2 separate regions of the Homo sapiens genome follow, and region 2 is linked to region 1. Evidence: chromatin contacts called from ENCODE Hi-C or POLR2A ChIA-PET data. All regions are on one chromosome and are shown on one strand. Each heading gives the region's core, a stretch centred on a gene start or an enhancer-like site at or near the end of the contact. The rest is flanking DNA. Distances are from core to core; before and after follow the strand shown.

What was found. A loop is a pair of places that touch in the nucleus more often than their neighbours do. ChIA-PET counts read pairs that join two places held with the same protein, here RNA polymerase II (POLR2A). Pooled maps may share reads with other maps.
Region 2: a loop to region 1 is called in a pooled map, with 2.9 times the contacts of the local background. The contact joins the promoter of IFT46 here to the promoter of CD3G in region 1. A Hi-C loop is called at or near these places in 3 of 168 maps with a recorded cell type or tissue (B cell and naive thymus-derived CD4-positive, alpha-beta T cell), 16 of 37 single-sample maps with no recorded cell type and 13 of 50 pooled maps. POLR2A ChIA-PET finds 5 or more read pairs at or near these places in 8 of 52 experiments (A549, CD4-positive, alpha-beta memory T cell, T-cell and 4 more).

Annotation. Positions count from the first base shown.
Region 1 is chr11:118,340,826-118,347,557 of GRCh38, reverse strand. It overlaps CD3G (CD3 gamma subunit of T-cell receptor complex), which reads right to left and starts at 3,214. Exons shown (of 7, transcript NM_000073.3): 1 at 3,080-3,214. The coding sequence starts at 3,134. It overlaps CD3D (CD3 delta subunit of T-cell receptor complex), which reads left to right and starts at 4,853. Exons shown (of 5, transcript NM_000732.6): 1 at 4,853-5,005. The coding sequence starts at 4,951.
Region 2 is chr11:118,563,082-118,569,813 of GRCh38, reverse strand. It overlaps IFT46 (intraflagellar transport 46), which reads left to right and starts at 3,883. Exons shown (of 12, transcript NM_001168618.2): 1 at 3,883-4,024; 2 at 4,753-4,849. LOC124902764 (a long non-coding RNA gene) reads right to left here and starts at 4,753. Exons shown (of 4, transcript XR_007062907.1): 1 at 4,440-4,753; 2 at 4,109-4,202; 3 at 3,528-3,612; 4 at 1,215-1,736. RefSeq lists an enhancer at 3,611-3,840.

The DNA of each region.
Region 1 (6,732 bases), core at 1,965-4,464:
ATTCAATTAGATTTAATCCAAACATTTAACGAGGACTATTATGACCTAAAATAATTAGATATTATGAAAGAAAAGAGTGCTGATATGAAGAATCAACTGCTGCTTCCAAAGTTTATGAATGAAGTGAAAAAATTAAAACATATATGCAATTAATTTAATAGAATGTATACATTATCTTTTAGTGCTTATATGACTGCATATGAAAAAAGGGTAGAAGCTATTAATTTTGTCCAAGGGTGAGGATCAGGGAAAGCTTAATAGAGGAAACGACATTTGTCTGGGCCTTGAAGAGTAAGCAAGAATATACCAGATAGAGAAAGTCATTCTGAGTAGAAAGAATAGCTGAATAAGATGCAGCTTTGGAAAAGGACAAGAGAGGTAGTGTGGCTAGAGGTGGAGTGTGTGTGATAGGGAGAGGCGGTCATGAGTCAAAGTATAATGGAAATACAAGAAGTGAACTGTCTTAGAACCTCATGCAGGGCGGGATTATTTTTGAACAGTATCCAGTGCAGTGTCTGGAACATGGTAGGAACTTTATTTGTTGAATGAATGTGCAAATGAATAAATGAGCAAATGGGAGAAAAGGCAAGACAAACAGTTAAAGAGGTTTCTAACTAGTTTTTCTCCTGACCACCTGGTCAGAAGACCGAGAGAAGACAGAGACCCCTCATTCTAAATTGGATTCAGGGAAGGAGATTGCACTGATCATTGACATAGTTTTTTTTTTTTTTTTTGAGACATCTTTTTTTTTTTTTCTTGCTCTGTCACTCAGGCTGAAGTGCAGTGGTGTGATCATGGCTCACTGCAGCCTCAAGCTCCTGGGCTCAAGCAATCCTCCCACTTCAGCCTCCCAAGTAGCTGGCATAAGTGCATGCCAACATGCCTGGCTAATTTTCGTAGTTTTTGTAGACACAGGGTATCCCTATTTTGCCCAGGTTGGTCTTGAACTCCTGGGCTCAAATGATCCTCCCTCCCTAGCCTCCCAAAGTGTTGGGATTATAGCCATGAGCCACTGTGCCTGGCTGATTGACATCTTTTAATGTTGCATATCTGAGTGAGGTTTCCTTTTAGGACTTAAGAGTTCATATAGCCACATTTCTTTTTTTTTTGTTTTGTTTTTTGAGACGGAGTCTCACTCTGTCGCCCAGGCTGGAGTGCAGTGGCACCGTGTTGGCTCACTGCAACCTCCATCTCCTGGGTTCAAGCAATTCTCCTGCCTCAGCCTCCTGAGTAGCTGGGATTACAGGCACCCACCACCACACCCCACTAATTTTTAAAATATTTTTAGTAGAGATAGAGTTTCACCATGTTGACCAGGATGGTCTCGAACTCCTGACCTCAGGTGATCCACCTGCCTCGACCTCCCAAAGTGCTGGGATTACAGGCATGAGCCACCATGCCCGTCCCTGCCACATTTCTGGATTGGCTGGCATGAGAACTCCCAGACAGTGGAGGAGTTGTTCAAGTACACATAGCTCATTGGTGTCCAAGCTGGATCCAGAGCTCAGGTTTTCTACTGCTGAACTCAAATGCTCTTTCCATGATATGCAGCCACCTCACCCAGGCTTGAGAGTTGCTCCTCAACCTGTGTTGTCTTTACCTGACTTTTCCTTGCATTTCTCTCAGAAATAATTCTATTCTAAACTCTCACTGTCCTCTTCAAGTCTCCCAACCGGTCATCACCCAGCTCAGTTTCAGCAGGTGGCATTGCCTCCCACCTGGATTTTTTAGAACACGGAAGTTGTTATTGTCCTTTCTCCTTTAGCTTCCTTTCCCTTTATAAACCTATTTGTGGCCAGTGCCGTTTGCACTTCCTTTCTCCTGGTCTTAGAGGGTAACGTTGCCTTCCTCTCTGTGCTCTTGACCCCACTCTTGACTCTGTCCTTCCACCATCAACTCCAGGACCTTGCTCTACTCATCATCTTCTCCTTTAGCCTAGAAATGTGCTCAAGTTTCTCTCACCCTCAAAAACATTTATTCTTAGACTCTACTTCCTCCTCTACCTACCACCCAGTCTTTTCTCCCTCCTCATCCAAATGTCTTTAAAGAATAGTCTACACTTGCTGACCTCATCACCTGACCTTCACCTTCTACCAATTTTCACTTGGCTTCCACTCACAATACCCTGCTGAAACTGTGCTAAATCACCCATGATGCATATTCTGCCACATCCCGCAGACTTAAACTTTTAAATATATTCTTATATTAGTGGGCTCTCTTTAACATTTTATACTCTTGGTAATTCTCTTCTTCTAGAAGCTCTCTACTCTCTTGGTTTCCAAGGTAGTGCATACATTTGATTATTTCAGCTCTTTGATTCTCCTTTTATCTCTTTCCTGGAATGTTTTTTTTTCTCTAACTGCCCCTTAAAATTGGTGCCCTCACTGTTCCATCTTCAGCTCCCTCTTCCTCACATAGTACTTGTGTGACTTCAGCAAATTCCATGGTTTTAACTTTCCCAGGATGTCCAGACTCCAGGCATCAACCCAGTTCATCCACTTCCTATTGGATAGTCCAATGGAGTATTCATGCAGGCACCCATACTATACTGTACACTCAGTCTGGCACCATGAAAACTAATCTCTCCAATGAGACTATGAGTTCTGTAGAGCATAAGTGTTTTATTCATTTTTATTTCCTCATGGCATATCACATATTAGGGTCTCACCCATCTTTGTTGACCAATTGGCCAACTGCCCAACTGAGTGAATGGACATTTCCTAGGTCGACTGCTAGCCCCCAGCTCTGAAGTAGGGAACATATACTTTTTCCTTTTAGTTTCTTGGCCTATGCCCTTTTGGGCTGCATTCAAATCTAAGATGGCGGTAACAGGGTCCTCTCTTCAGCCATTTAAGTACTCTGTTTGCATTTTTCAGAGACAAGGATTCCTTCTCCTCCATGGGACACTGTTTCTCTCTAGCAGAGAACAGTTAAGAGCCTCCATTTTGCCCTTCTTTGAACTCTAAGGTGACAGCAGAGGTAGGCTGAAGGTTAGGGATACCAATATTCCTGTCTCACTAGTGATGGGCTCTTCCCTTGAGCCCTTCCCCAGGCTTCCAGACCCCTAGTAGGCCCTTACCTTGAAGAAGAATGATAGCCAGGATGAGGACAGCCAGGCCCTTCCCCTGTTCCATGTCAGTCTCTGTCCTCCGGCAAAAGCGTGGAGCAGCCCTTAGCAGCCAGCCAGCCAGCCAGCCTGTGCAGCAGCTAGACTGGCTCCACCCATCACTGTTGGGGCTGGGGCCTTTGAGAGAAGGCAAGAACCCAGAGCCTCCACCCTCTGCTGCAAGTGTGAGCAGCAGGGGCCTCAGCAGGGCTGCAGGTGCAGATGCCTTTTGTTTTTCCGTTAAGGAGGGTGAAGGTGGTGGGGAAGAAGAGGGAGAGAGTGCTGGATTCCCACTCAGAGACTCATCTTGCACAGGGAACCGCAATGGATGCTGGGTGGGAGATGGTCCTGGGACCGTTTCTTCATGAGGGAGATAAATGTCCCTGTCATTAGTTGTTAGGATCGTAGCCAGTTGTTACTTGTTGCTAGTTGTTGTTGCTGTAGGTAATGAATTTAGGAGGGACTCTCAGATGCTTGGGGCTGGACCTCCAAATGGAAAGCCACCTCAGTCCAGGCCTTCATTCAGGAATTTTTTTCACTTTTTTTTTCTTTTTCTTTTTTGAGACAGAGTCTCACTTTGTTGCCCAGGCTGGAGTGCAGTGGCGCTATCTCAGCTCACTGCAACCTCCACCTCCGGGGTTCAAGCGATTCTCCTGCCTCAGCCTCCTGAGTAGCTGAGATTACAGGTGCGTGCCAGCAAGCCCGGCTAATTTTTGTATTTTTAGTAGAGACGGGGTTTCACCTTGTTGGTCAGGCTGGTCTCGAACTCCTGACCTTGTGATCCACCTGCCTCAGCCTCCCAAAGTGTTGGGATTACAGGCGTGAGACACGGCACCTGGTTTCACTATTCTTTTGAGATCATGAAAGAGGCGCCTGGAAGGCAATAGGTGGAACAATTCCGAGGACAGGCCAGCACATTTTCAGGGGCCAGAGCCCGGACTGAATGTCCAGGATCTCAGGCCCCTATCTCCCTCAGCCAGTCAGTCAGTGAGCCAACAAAAATGTGCAGAGCTCCCGTTATGTGCCAGGCACAAGATACAGCAGTGAGCAAGACAGGCATGACTCTGTCCCCAGGTAAGTGACAGTCTAACTGCAGCAGCGTGAAGAGTTTCAGATCCTCGTAGGCCACAGGGGAAAAAGGTCCATTTGTCTCACCGGGAGGCTCAATATTGCCTGTCAGTCAATTATATTATTATTAATAACTACCCCTTAATGAGCACATATGATGCGTGAGGCACCATGCAAATATCTTGTTTGAATCCTAATAATGGTACTAATGGAATAAGACTCTGAAAAATTTTATGGCTGGCCCAGGCCCCACAGGTAGGCAGTATTGGACCCAGGATTCAAATCTCTGGCTGGGGTCTCTAAAGCCCAACCTCCCACTGACAAGAAGCTGCTAGATCTGGTGTCCCTGGCTGCCTAGTGAAGGGTCCTGAGAAAGATCAGCCTCCATGAGAAATCTAGCTGCTACGGCTTGCGCTATGGGGCCGACGGCTTCTCTCAAGGGGCTTCGAGATGTGGCAGTGTTTAGGTTGTGTGTAAATGTGGTTGCATTGTCAATAGGGACGCTAAAGTTCAGGCCACCTTTTCCATATTCTCTGCCAGCTCCCTGCTCAGAGATAGAGCAATTTACACCGCTTCCTTCCTACCCTACCCCTAGCCCACCCCCACTCTGAAAATTTCCCACCATCAACGGCAGAAAGCAGAGAAGCAGACATCTTCTAGTTCCTCCCCCACTCTCCTCTTTCCGGTACCTGTGAGTCAGCTAGGGGAGGGCAGCTCTCACCCAGGCTGATAGTTCGGTGACCTGGCTTTATCTACTGGATGAGTTCCGCTGGGAGATGGAACATAGCACGTTTCTCTCTGGCCTGGTACTGGCTACCCTTCTCTCGCAAGGTAAGGCTACTCCAGGTGGGTGGGGGAAGGGACCTGAGAGGGACATTACTGATGGGAGTGAGGCCCACTTGAAAGTGTTTCTTGCCAGGCACGGTGGCTCACACCAGTAATCCCAGAGCTTTGGGAGGCCGAAGTGGGAGGATCCTTTGAGGCCAGGAGTTTGAGACCAGTCTGAGCAACATGATGAGACTCTATCTTTACAAAAAACAAAAGAATTAGCCAGGCATGGTGGTGCACAACTGTAGTCCCAGCTATTTGAGAGGCTGAGGCAGGAGGGTCACTTGAGCCCGGGATTTCAAGGCTTCAGTGAGCTGTGATCATGCCACTGCCCTCCAACCTAGGCAACCTGTGAGACCTTATCTCAAAAAAAAAAAAAAGTGCTTCTCGGTGCTAGCTTCAGTTCACCAGGCACCCCAGGGGTGTCAGGAGGGCAGGGGCAGGATGTAGCATAGAGTCTGGGAAACAGGCTCTTGGCTTTGACTGACTCCAGCCATGGGTGCATGTGGGCCTAGAATGTCTCTCAGAAGGCCTTAGGCCAGAGATCTGCAGAAAATAGCTCAGTACGTATGTACCTGAATCTGGGACTGGCCATGGGAGCACAGCTTCCTGCACTACTCCTTTTAGGCCTGATGGCCTCTGGAATCAGGACTCTTGTTTGTTTGGCCATGATTATGTCATCCCTGGAGGCATGTCCTAGCACTTATGTGAATGCTTTAAGAGAAGTTAACTTTAGGTTGAGCAGGACGGAGGGAAGATTTGAGGGGTTGTTACATGGTAGGATTTTAACTCATCTCAGTTTGCCAATTTCAGTTTTAAAATGGAAAGTCCCATGTCCGAGGAACCCCTTCAACACTAAGCAAACTGGGTCCAATGGTCACCTAATAGTTGGCTGCACTAGGGCACTCAGGATTTCCACTGGAGACAGATCCCTGAAGAGGACGCGACTGTAGGACGTGAAGCATTTGATGTGCATGTGTCTCCCTGAGGATACATGCATATACTTCCAACCTGCTTCAGAAGTGTGAGCAACAGCTGTTTCAGGGTTTTCTAGAAGATGCTCTTGTATCCAAATTTGGGACTTAGTGTGAAGCCCAGGATGAATGAATGTAGCCTCCACTTTTCCCTGTGTTTGGAGGCATAGACTGTAGTGCCTCTGTGGCCTGTGGAGATGTGCTCAGGCTGTCAGAGGAACTCACTGCATCTGGAATGTTGCTGCACTCACCTCCAGCCCTAAAAGTCTCCCACAAGACTTGACTTGTGAGGAGCTCTAGGGATGGATTCAATAAAATTTTTTTCCTGTTCTCCTCCTTCTAACCAAGGGTGGAAAACTGTACATGGGATTTGCCCTGGTCCCGTTCTGGACCACTTGGCTGATAATTCAGGGGCTGGTAAACCAGCTGGTCTCCACCCACAGCCATCCCTGGCCCTGGGAAAGGCTTCAGTGTTGAGAGCCCCGCTTTCTTGGTTGTCAATGGAGCAGGGGCAATGAGGAAGGATGAGGATAAGAAGCTGAAGTGGGAGTGTTGTAGATGGCTGGGAAGTGGAATTAGATGTTTCCTTGAAGAAAAAATGCAGACATTTCCAATCGAGGAATGTTCTTCTGTCTTTCCACATCTTCCAGGTGCTTCAGTGGTCCGTGCTCCCCCTACTCCTCATCAGTGGTCTGGATTCATTTCCAGGAAGGTGCTTGGGTCAATCCTGCTCTGAGGGGTCCTCTTTTGCACCAA
Region 2 (6,732 bases), core at 2,634-5,133, 220 kb before region 1:
GAACACTTACAGCATACCAGCCATTACTCTAACTTCACACAGATTATCTCATTTAATCCTCACAAGAATCCTCTGAGATAGGTACCTTTATTGTCTCCATTTTACACATGAGGAAATCAAGGTACAGAGAAGAAAACTATCCCACCACAGGTCTCATGGCTAAAAAGTAGGTAAGCGAGGATTCAAACAAAGGCTGTTCAACTTTGGACTATACCCTTAAGCACTGCATTATAGACTTCTTGCTCTTACCCGTATCAATTCCATCTCCAATGGCCTTCTAATAGAAATCTTTAGAAAGCTCAAATATTTTTAAATTTTATATGTCTGGGAGGATATATGTCAAACTGTATTTTAAAGTTTTTTTTCATTAAAAAAACTTTTTTAGAGAGATGGGGGTCTTGCTATGTTGCCCAGGCTGGTCTCGAACTCCTGACCTCAAGCAGTACTCCCATCTTGTCCCCCCAAAGTTCTGGGATTGCAGGAATGAGCCACTGAGCCCAGTCAATATTTTAAAAAAAAAAATTTTTTTTTTTTGAGAAGGAGTTTCGCTTTTGTTGCCCGGGCTGGAGTGCAATGGTATGATCTCAGCTCACTGCAACCTCTGCCTCCTGGGTTGGAGGGATTCTCCTGACTTAGCCTCCCAAGTAGCTGGGATTACAGGCATGGACGACCACGCCTGGCTAGTTTTTTGTATTTTTAGTAGAGATGGGGTTTCACCATGGCCAGGCTGGTCTTGAACTCCTAACCTCAAGTGATCTGCCTGCCTCAGCCTCCCAGAGTGCTGGGATTACAGGCGTGAGCCACAGCTCCCGGCCTATTTTTAAATTTTCTAATTGACACATAATACTTGTACCCACTGGCCAGGTGCGGTGGCTTACGCCTGTAATCCCAGCATTTTGGGAGGCCGAGGTGGGCGGATCACTTGAGGTCAGGAATTCCAGACCAGCCTGAGCAACATGGTGAAACCCCATCTCTACTAAAAATACAAAAATTAGCTGGGCGTGGTGGCCCATGCCTATAGTCCCAGCTACTCGGTGGGAGAATCGCTTGAACCCCGAGGCAGAGATAGCAGTGAGCTGAGGTCTCGTCACTGTATTCCAGCCTGGGCGACAGAGTGAGACCCTGTCTCAAAAAAAGAAAAAAAAAGTGACAATGGGTACAAACTTTCTTTAGGGGATGATGAAATGTCCTAAAAAAGATAACAACTGTACACATTTATGGGGTAACTTTTTATTTATTTATTTATTATTTATTTATTTATTTTGAGACAGTCTCACTCTGTCGCCCAGGCTAGAATGCAGTGGTGCCATCTTAACTCACTGCAACCTCCGCCTCCCGGGTTCAAGCGATTCTCCTGTCTCAGCCTCCTGAGTAGCTAGGATTACAGGCATGCACCACCACACCTGGCTAATTTTTGTATTTTTAGTAGAGATGGGGGTTTCACCATGTTGGGACAGGCTGGTCTTGAACTCTTGACCTCTGGTGATCCACCTGCCTCGGCCTCCCAAAGTCCTAGGATTACAGGCGTGAGCCACTTCACCTGGCCCAATTTTAATTTTTGTTACAAAAAGCAGACATATTTTAAGAAACATGGAACAAATTCTTATTTTTTTAGAAAAGTAAAAATCCTGTTAGAAACTATTGCCTTATTGTAGCACCTTCCAGGGCTTCCAACTTGGATCTCAGAAGCTCAGCAAAGACCAGTTGATGCTGCTTCTTCGGAAATATAACGGTAGCTGAATTAAACCACAGAAGAAAAAGCAACCCTGTAAGCATGCTTCTTGAGGAGTCCCATAGTGGCAGTATCTTATAATGGTTAAAAGCAGAGACTTAGGAATCAGACTGACCTGTGTTTGGCTGCTATTTTCAGCGCTTATTATGAGTGACTTTAGGCAAGTTACTTTAACTGTCTAAGCCTCAATTACTTAATCTGTAGATTGGCAGTAACATCTATCTCATAAGGTTGTGAAGTAAATTAGATGATATAATCTAAGTGCTCCCCACAAAAAAACTAAGTGCTCCTACATAGTAAGTACTGCACATTACATATCCACTATTACGAGCAAAACAGATCACAAATTTTTTTTTAAATGCAGTTCTATTTTTAACTATCAGTATGCCAGAAAAGCTGTCTCTCATTTTTTAAAGGCACTTTCCTTGTTTACCTCTGGTAGGTTTTCAGGGTCAAATTTCCAATATTATTTTCTTTTTAAAATGTATTGCTATTATTATTATTTTGAGACGGAGTCTCGCCCTGTCGCCCAGGCTGGAGTGCAGTGGTGCGATCTCGGCTCACCACAACCTCCACCTCCCGGGTTCAAGCAATTCTCCTGCCGCAGCCTCCTGAGTGGCTGGGATTACAGGCGCGCGCCACCATGCCTAGCTAATTTTTGTATTTTTAGTAGAGACGGGGGTTTCACCATGTTGGTCAGGCTGGTCTTGAACTCCTGACCTTGTGATCCACCCACCTTGGCCTCCCAAAGTGCTGGGATTACAGGCGTGAGCCACCGTGCCCGACCAAAAAATTATTATTGTTATTATTCATTATTTATATTTGAGATGGGGTCTTGATCTGTTGCCCAGGCTGGAGTGAATGCAGTGGCCCAATCTCGGTTCACTGCAACCTCTGCCTCCCTGGCTCAAGCAATCCCCCCGCCTCAGCCTCCCGAGTGGCTAGCACTATAGGTGCGTGCCACCACACCTGGCTAATTAAAAAAAATTTTTTTTTTATTTTTAATAGAGTGGAGGGGGGCGGTTCTTGCTATGTTGCTCTAGCTGGTCTCAAACTCCTGAACTCAAGCAATCGTCCCACCTCTACCTCCTGAAGTGCTGGGATTACAGGTGTGAGCCACCGCACCTGGCCTCCAATATTTTATGTTTCTCTCTCCCTGACTTCCCAAATTAATTATGTCCACAGTTTGAAAATATTTGTTCCTTACATCTCCATTCACTCATTCCTCGATTCATCCACCCAATGAGCATTGTTAGTGTCTAATTTCTGCAATACACTGGTGTTACAAAGCTTAAAAATTAATTAGACACAGGTCTTGCTTTAAATAAGTTAAAAGTCTACTTTAGCAAATAAGAAAGACAGGACACAGAGTGAAAAAAAATTTTTTTTGAGACGGAGTCTCGCTTTGTTGCCCAGGCTGGAGTGCAGTGGTGCGATCTCGGCTCCCTGCAAGCTCCGCCTCCTGGGTTCATGCCATTCTCCTGCCTCAGCCTCTCGAGTAGCTGGGACTACAGGCGTCCGCCACCACGCCCGGCTAATTTTTTGAATTTTTTAGTAGAGACGGGGTTTCACCGTGTTAGCCAGGATGGTCTCGATCTCCTGACCTCGTGATCCGCCCGCCTTGGCCTCCCAAAGTGCTGGGATTACAGGCGTGAGCCACCGCGCCCGGCCCACAGAGTTAAATTTGAACCTCAGATACCCAAGGAATAATTTATTGCTATAAGTATGTTCCATTCCATGGCACCCTGTGGAGGGGAAAGACTATAGTGTAATATAGTGCTAGAAAAGGACTTACAGAGTGCTGCGAAATTTCCCCTGGAATGTGTCTACATCCTGGTAAGACTGATCTGGGAGCAACTGCATCCCCAGAGATTGTTGTCCTAGGGGAACAAACGCACACCTTGTTTCCAGATTGAAGGGCTAACTCTACACCAGCCCGAAATTTATCAGCCGCGTTGCCACCCATAGCCGCTAGATGCCGCAACAGACGTATTTACTGAAACCATAGACAAACAGGCGACTTGGCCGCCCAGAGAGGCTTTATCCGTGACTCCTTGATCTTCTTCCTGCGTGGAGAGCCTTCGCGGGTGAGGCTTAACGCGCAGGAGGTCTCACGAGAGTGGAAGCAACTCTCGCGAATTTTAAAATTTATCTTTTTGCCTAGCGACTGACAACAGGCTGGTTGCTTGGCGTGGAATCCTAAAGTGGCCTGGCTTTGAGACTGGAGTGAGACCCCAGCCCTAGGCTGGGGTTCTTTCCATTATAGAGGAGACGGATTCAGAAGGGCTACAGGTAATTAGTACTCATCCCAGCAAAAAGGGAACTGTCTTTCTAGAGAGGCTTAAGAGGACTCCCCTTTACCCCATTCCCGGTTACCTCTTCCAATCTCCGTGGTAACTGTTCCTTCGTCACCTCACCACCAACCGTCCTGCTTCCTTTATTCCCCCAAGAAACTTAGGTGGGATCCTATCTGCAAGATAAGGGTGAAAGTGGAGGTGATGATTTTGGGATTATCGGATGGGACTGAGAGACTGGAGTTTCCCCTCTCTTCGGGGACCCTCCCACCCTACCCCGCCTCAGCCCACCCCACCCCACCCCACCCCACCCCACCCCACCCCACCCCAGAGGTGACTCCAGAGACAGAACTCTTTCTAGAACCTCTACAGCCTTCCCTGAGAAACCTCAACAGCCTTGGCCATCTACATACAAATAGTGTTCTGCCCTTGCGCGTGGTCGTACAGCTTTGGGAAGCTGCAGAAGTTGGCTCTCTTTCCCTCCACGATTCCCTGGTTCCTCAGCCAGCCTGCCAGCAGTTCCTAAATAAGGGCTGCAACAGAATGACTTAACTGCTTGACCGAGGGCCAGGAAGCCTGAAGGAAAGTTTGGATGGGGTGATGGTTTTGTGAAAAACTGGTTTCTTGAGTAAGGAAGAGGAGCCAATGCTGGTTTGGAATATACCTCCTGGCAGAGTGCTTTATGTCTCATGATAGGAGCTATGAATTATGTCTCCCTTTGCTTAGACCAAGGTTGTTGAAAACCAGACATATGATGAGCGTCTAGAGATTAACGACTCCGAAGAGGTTGCAAGTATTTATACTCCAACCCCAAGACACCAAGGTAAGAGAGGAAAGAAGAGAAATGCTACTGAAAGAGCAGGATGGATTCACGGTTGTCTTCAAGAAGTTCTTATTTTATAATAGCAAATGTTGACTTTCAGCGTCAATTTACTTCACTTGCCATTGTTTGTTTTCTGACTAGTTAAGGGGGAGAAATCATAGCCTTCCAAATTACAGGATCTTCCCCCAATCCAACCCTGTCACCATTTACTTCATGTTACTGCTTTGCTCACTGTCTGCCAGGAATTCACTGTTCTTTTTCTTTTTCTTTTCTTTTTTTTTAACTTATGTTTTTCCTAGCTTTGAAGATGCTTCATAACCTCCCCTTAGCCTGCAACCCCAACCAAAATCACAGTGGAATGTTTTTAAAGGACTGAACACTATTTATTTATTCAACAAACTTTTTTTTCTTAATTTTATAGAGACGAGGCCTCGCTATGTTACCAAGGCTGATCTTGAACTCCTAGCCTCAAGCAGTCCTTCCGCTTTGGCCTCCCAAAGTGCTGGGATTATAGGTGTGAGCCATCGTGTCTGGCCAACAAGCATTTTAAAATGCCTACTGTGTGCCAGCCTTATGCCTGGCACTTGGGTAAATAGTGTTAAATGACACAATGTCCCTGCCATCCCGATGCTGGTAATCATGGGAGGCAGATGACAAATGAGTAAACACATGCCAAATGTGGTAAGTGCACACTGATGGAGGCAGATTGTTTGCTGTTAAGGAGAATAACAGTGAGGAAGGAGACCCACTTTTTTTTTTTTTTTTTTTTTTTTTTTGAGACAGAGTCTCACTCTATCACACAGGCTGGAGTGCAGTGGTGCGATCTTGGCTCACTGCAATCTCCGCCTCCTGGGTTCAAGTGATTCTCCTTCCTCAGCCTCCCGAGTAGCTGGGATTACCACACCCAGCTAATTTTAGTATTTTTAGTAGAGACGGGGTTTCACCATGTTGGCCAGGCTGGTCTCGAACTCCTGACCCCAACTGATCCACCTGCCTCGGCCTCCCAAAGTGCTGGGATTACAGGTATGAGCCACCGTACCTGGCCAGAAACCCACTTTTGATAGGGTGGTCAGGGAAGACCTAAAGGGGTGACATGTAAGACTGATAGATGGCAGGGATCCAGACACTGAGGAAAAGTAGACCAGGAAGAGGAAACAGTATGTGAGATGTGAAAAACCTTGAAGCCTGAAAGAACTTGGCTTAGTTTGAGGACCTGAAAGAGACCAGCTTATGGTAGAGGGGACACTACCGTATGATATGGTCAGATCAGAGAGGTAGGGCAGGAAGCACAATAAGCAGAGCTTTGGAGGCTGTGTTGCTGTCGTGTGTGGAATGGACTGTTGTGATGGCTGAGTTGAGATGATAGTGGCTTGGCCTCTGGTGAGGAAGCTGAGAATAAAGAAAAGAGGCAAATACGGTATAAGACATTGTCGCAGAATCACTAAGACTTGGTGATGGATTGGATTTGACTCGAGTTAGGAATCAAGGATGACATCCAGGGTTTCTGTTTGTTTATTGTGGTAAAATATACATAACATAAAATTTGCCATTTTAACAATTTTTAAGTGTGCAATTAAATAACATTAAGTACATTCACAATGTTGTTTAACCATCGCCACTATTTCCAGATCATCCTGAACAGAAAATCCATACCCTTCAAAACAATAGTTCCCTATTGCTTGCTTCCACTCCTCCCTGGTAACCACTATTCTACTGTCTGTATGAGTTTGCTTATTCTGGGAACCACATAAGTGAAATCATACTGTATTTATCCTTTTGTGGCTGACTTACTTCACTTATTGTGATGTTCTTAAGGTTCATCTGTGTTGTTGAATGTAGACTTTCTTTTTAAGGCTGAGTAATATTCCATTGCATGTATATTG